Regions from separate parts of the Mus musculus genome. Here region 1 is linked to region 2. A link is a loop called in an ENCODE intact Hi-C map of the cell type or tissue named here. Cell type or tissue: left cerebral cortex. All regions are shown on one strand.

What was found. Hi-C counts contacts between places; a loop is a spot of excess contacts. Peaks named below come from ENCODE experiments on the same cell type or tissue, not always from the same donor. Only the 100,000 strongest peaks of a DNase experiment are listed, where the experiment ranks them.
Region 1: a loop joins it to region 2, with 2.9 times the contacts of the local background. A loop is called at or near these places in 16 of 42 quality-filtered maps.

What each region holds. Positions count from the first base shown.
Region 1 is chr3:33,955,250-33,957,749 of GRCm38, forward strand. No RefSeq gene overlaps it. Among named protein-coding and RNA genes, the nearest start is that of Gm23175, 2.7 kb to the right of the region's middle. In left cerebral cortex, a CTCF peak has its summit at 1,213 (motif pointing right); a DNase peak (open chromatin) is centred at 1,212.
Region 2 is chr3:35,102,139-35,104,638 of GRCm38, forward strand. No RefSeq gene overlaps it. Among named protein-coding and RNA genes, the nearest start is that of Gm35255, 150 kb to the left of the region's middle. In left cerebral cortex, a CTCF peak has its summit at 1,298 (motif pointing left); a DNase peak (open chromatin) is centred at 1,284; H3K27ac peaks cover 751 bases.

The sequences.
Region 1 (2,500 bases), 1.1 Mb before region 2:
CTCCAACTAGCCCTCCGTTTAACTACCCCATGCTGGGGAGAGAGGTGTTACTGCTTCAGCACTGCGGCTGGTCTGCACTTAAGAAACTTGTTACAATTTGTCCAAACACACCTTCTAATGACAGGGATGGTGTAAAGAAGCTAATGACAGATCAGAGGCTCCAGCCTTGTAACCTCACACCTGTCAGAAGTGGCTGCCTACTGACCTGCAATTACGCTATTATGGGAATGTTCCACACTAAACTACTCTGAGAACTGGTGAAACTAACTTAAAGGTTTTAAACTATACTCTTCATGTATTCATTAACAACGCTCATGGGATGTCTATTCGGTGTAAGGGCTACAACAATCATCAGCAGATGAAGGCCAATAGCTTTGTGTGGAAGGCAGAAAATTAAATAATTTCTGCAAAATGGTACGGATGCTCTATTATAGCAAGTTCCAGGGGGCAGTGGGTATCCCTGGGGAGGAGCGTCTTGTGTATCGACTTTGAGGCGCCTTGGTGCCATTACTGATGGAGCAACTGAGATATGCATAATTTTATTGCCACTTGGCTTTTATGTATTCAATCTAGAAGTCTCTTCCTAAAAACAGATGAGATGGAAGCCTGCAGGTTCACTTCCTGTTAGTTTAAAACAATTTCTGAAACGGTACACTTTATGCAGTTTCTTTTGGCTCACAGATTAGGACACAGAAAAACTTCAAGAAGCTGTCGGGCCACCTGCCCAGCTTCAGGTGAGAACCCCTGGTGGCTCAGCTCACTGAACAGGAAGCGCAACACAGCGTGGTCGAGAGACTGGGGGAGGTACCAAGATCACTTTGTGCTCGCAAGGTAGCCAATCCAGCCCTGCAAGGGAATTCTTTAAGGGGACATTCTAATCCTTCTAAAAGGTTCCAGTGCCTGGCAACCTCCATAGGAATTCTGCCGGGCACCAAGAATCCCACAGCAAGTTCATCAACTACCTCTTTCCTACTTCACATCCGTGATGAGAGAGGAGCCACAGGTGTGAGAGGACTGAGAGGCACCAGGCTCACTCTGCATCCGCCTGTGCTCAGCTGGACAGGATCAATCTATTCTCTGGGCAAGAACCCTGTGATGTAAACTGAGAAAGGGCAGGAGATAAGCAGGGCGGTACTAACTCAAGGGCAGCAGGCAACGGTGCGGGGTTGGGTCAGGGGAAAATGACGCATTAGGACTTGCTGTACTTCTCCTGTCCTCTAGATGGCAGCAGCGGAACGAAATAGAGAAAACCTGTTTCCATAGAAACAGTCCGCGTCTTCTACACAAAAATAATCTTAGGGCGTTATTTGAAACAAGGTCTTTAAGTTGTTTTCTATAGACACCGAGGTACTTCTGTGGTGTTTCAAGAGTGAAAAATCAGTACACAAACATCCTAAAGATTGTTCAGCTCCTCAGGCCACCAATAATCGACATCAGTATGGATTTTCTCTTATACCAAGAATACCTCTGAGATATGCTTTGTAGTGTCTCACAGATTTACATCTGGAAGCTGAGACATCAACACTGAATGTGAAATGTAGTTTGAAAGTTAACGGAAACCCCTCCTATGAAAGACCAAGTAATTGCATGAGTAAACAGGAAATGAACCTGCAGTACAGAGGGCAGAACCCATCACACCACAAGAAGGCTGAAAGCTCTTGGTGGCTTCAAAAAAGAACTTCCAGAGACTGTAGCTTACCCAGAGGTTATATTTTTATTTTTGCACGCATCCAGGCTGTGGTACCAAGGATCTCTAAGGGTTTGATACCTCAAAAAGTTACACCTCTGTATTCATAGACAAATTTAGGATGTGCCATTCTGTCTGCCTCCAAGTCTCTCAAAGGTGCCATTTGGATCCAATGGAATGATTTTAGTGCTGGAATAAAAAGCATGCATATATATGCGCACGTGTGTGTGTGTGTGTGTGTGTGTGTGCGTGTGTGTGTGTGTTTACATGGTGCTGGAGATGGATTCTAAGACTCGGTGGGTGCTAGACAAGCACTCAGTGAGAATTAACCAGTCAGAGTCTTTGGGAAAGTAGTTCAGCAATGCAAAACTGGAATTTTAATATTCTGTCTTTTCTTTGCTCCAATCGTAGCTTCTGAGAGGGGAAAAATCAGGAAGGTGGAAGGGTTACGTACAAACACGATCTCCGTTCTGTGGCGTTAACGATGAGCTAACTGGAGGTGGTGCGTAGTGGAGACTGCCTTGCAGTAGCAGGCAGAGTGGATCCAGTCATAGGTCCGCATTTGTCATGTTCTCTGAGAGGCACTGGGTACCCTCCAGTGGATGGCTGGGAACCTAACCTCTCTGTGACAGTGTGACATCAAGGCAAAAAGGGTTGGAAGCTTAGCTGATGGAGCACCTGCATCGCAAGCACAAAGACCTGGGTTCTGTCCCCGGCACCACATCAACAGAGTGGGCTGGCATATGCCTTTAACTCCAGCACTCAGGAGGTAAAGGCAGGAAGATGAGAAGTACACGGTCATCCTCAACTATG
Region 2 (2,500 bases):
GTAACAGATATATTGTCCTTCTGGGGCCCTCAGAAAAGAATGAATAATTAGCTGTTGTCATGCGTTTTTGGAGAAGTTCTCAACTACTTGAGAGGCATTGCCTCTCGATCAGACAATACAAACTGCCAGGCCACACGAGTTGGTTTTTCACCCTTGCGGAAGAAACCTGAAGTTCTGCTCAGACTACCCACTGGTGTTTGCCAAGCCCAAGGCAGAGGGACGGATTCCACGTCCTCTATGGACCACAATGCCGGGGAGCCGTATCTGCCTGAGAAGCGCCCGAAACCACGGCTAAAGTGTCCAGAGCTCTGTAAGGCTGGGATGCCTTTTTACAGCCCCTTCTGCTCATGTGATGAACCAATGTAATTTTAAAGAAAAATTTAATCCATATGTTTTTCATTAATCTGTACTAAACTCATCAAAATGGTGTTTTGTAAGAGTGATTTGGTGCCCCAGAAGTCTTCTGAGGCTTCTGTAACAGGCCTTCATAATGCCGGTTCTCTTTGAAGCAGGAATTGTGTTTTGCCAACAGCAAAGAAATTCAAACCCCCAAAGGGTTTGGATCAGTTTGAAACTCCAGGCCAGAGGACTCTGTGGGGTTCTACACTTGGCAAACTGTGCTCTCTCCCTTCTGACTTTGAAATACCTTATTTCCTTCCCACAAGAAATGTTCTATTTATTGTTTGCCTAAATCGTGTGTTCAAAACGATCGTCAGGCTTCTTAATGTATGAAACTTATACACGAATTGAAAAGCAGGCTTCGGGACTAATTCCTTCTCAGGCTCTGTCATTGGGTTGTCCTTGGGGAATTTTCTTTAATTAGTCTGTTTCCTGACTCTGCATTTTCTTGCGACTTGGGCTGACCAAAAGATTTACCACAGAGGGTGAAGAAGCTGGTACCACCCAGAGACCAATGCAGAGCAACCACAGGTTTCGCCCCAGGGTGGCCCAGCAGAGACATATTTTTTGATATCCTATGTTAATGTACTCTTATACTGATGTTGACAACCAAAAATTCAATGCAGATTTCACATAACTCCGTGGCCTGTGCCAGGAGCAATGTAATTCACAATTGTCTGTGTTTGCTAATTTTGTGGTGGTGTTAGTTTGTGCTCCAGTGTTTAAGGGAGGCATGCGTAAGCTCACTGGGGCTTTTTTATACAATGTGTGTGAGAGAGAGAGAGAAGAAGAGAAAGAGTTGAAAATGCAAACAAGACAGTGTATGCCCGCAAGTTAAGCATGAGACAGTTGTGGTCCTTTGTCCTTCCTGCCTCTGGGCTGTGAAGTGGGAGCGCCCCCTGGTGAAACTTTAAAATCACTGAAGATTCAGGATGCGTGACATCCAGATTTCTTCCTAACGTCTATGGGTTTTTTGTTTGTTGCTTTTTTGTTGGTTTTTGTTGTTGTTGTTGTTGTTTTGTTTTATTTTGTGTGAAAAATTAACAATTTGATTAAGTTTAGAATGAAACGTTAAAAAAATTTAAAAATCATTAAGTAAAACGATCTCTTTAGGTAACAGAAATGAATATTTGTTGTCTATACCAAAGTGTGTCTGTTTGTTTGCCACTTTTCCACATCATCCACAGCTGCCATTTCCGGCTCCATCTCTGAGGTCACCCTAAGACTATGGTCGTATGAATGAAACCCATCTAAAAACGTGATTACCTCCCTCTCAACAACACAAACAGCAAAGAAATGTGAGGTAAAGCGACAGTAAGGGCAAAAGCAAGAACTGTCACAGAACAGTCCTCGTGACACCCCACGAACCTCTGCAGAGTGTCTGTGGTGTAAAATCTCACGCATGCTGCAGAAATTACATACTGGGCCCTCTGCAGCTCTCGGCCTGGTGTGAGCCAGGGCATGCCATGGCTTCAACCTCTCAGAGATAGGGGTTGTCATCTGAATCATGGGGTGGGGTGGGGTCAAGGGGCACCTGTTCCCCTTCACAGTTCCAGAGAAGCCTGGGAAAACCTCCTTAGGATGGCCTGTTGCATCTCTGCAACCTCTGTGAAGGGATTTTTCTAATTTCCTGTTTGTGGGGGCCCGGTGTGTGTGTGTGTGTGTGTGTGTGTGTGTGTGTGTAAAAGCAAGTGCTGTTTCAAGATGAAGAAGGAAAGGAGGCCCTTCTTCAGTGCTCGGGGTAAAGGAGTATTGACCAGTAGCAGCTTTTCTTTTCCCATTGCAAAGGGCCACAGTGGAACATGTAGCTCCTGGGATGGGTACATGAAGAGAGGAAGCAGCTCTCCTTGCACAAAGCTCCACACAGCTCAGCCCAGAACTAACCCTCAGGCTGTCCCCTTTGCAGATAGTGTGTCACCCACTTGAACTCCCCCTCAGGCTGTCCCCCCTTGCAGATAGTGTGTCGCCCATTTTTGGTACCAGTTACCCTAACCAGGCCCAAGCCTCTATTGTCCTTTTAATGTTGAAGAAATTATGTTCGTTTTTCCACCAGCGATAAACCCTTCATTTGGACAAATGATCTGGTCTTGTCTTTTAGTAG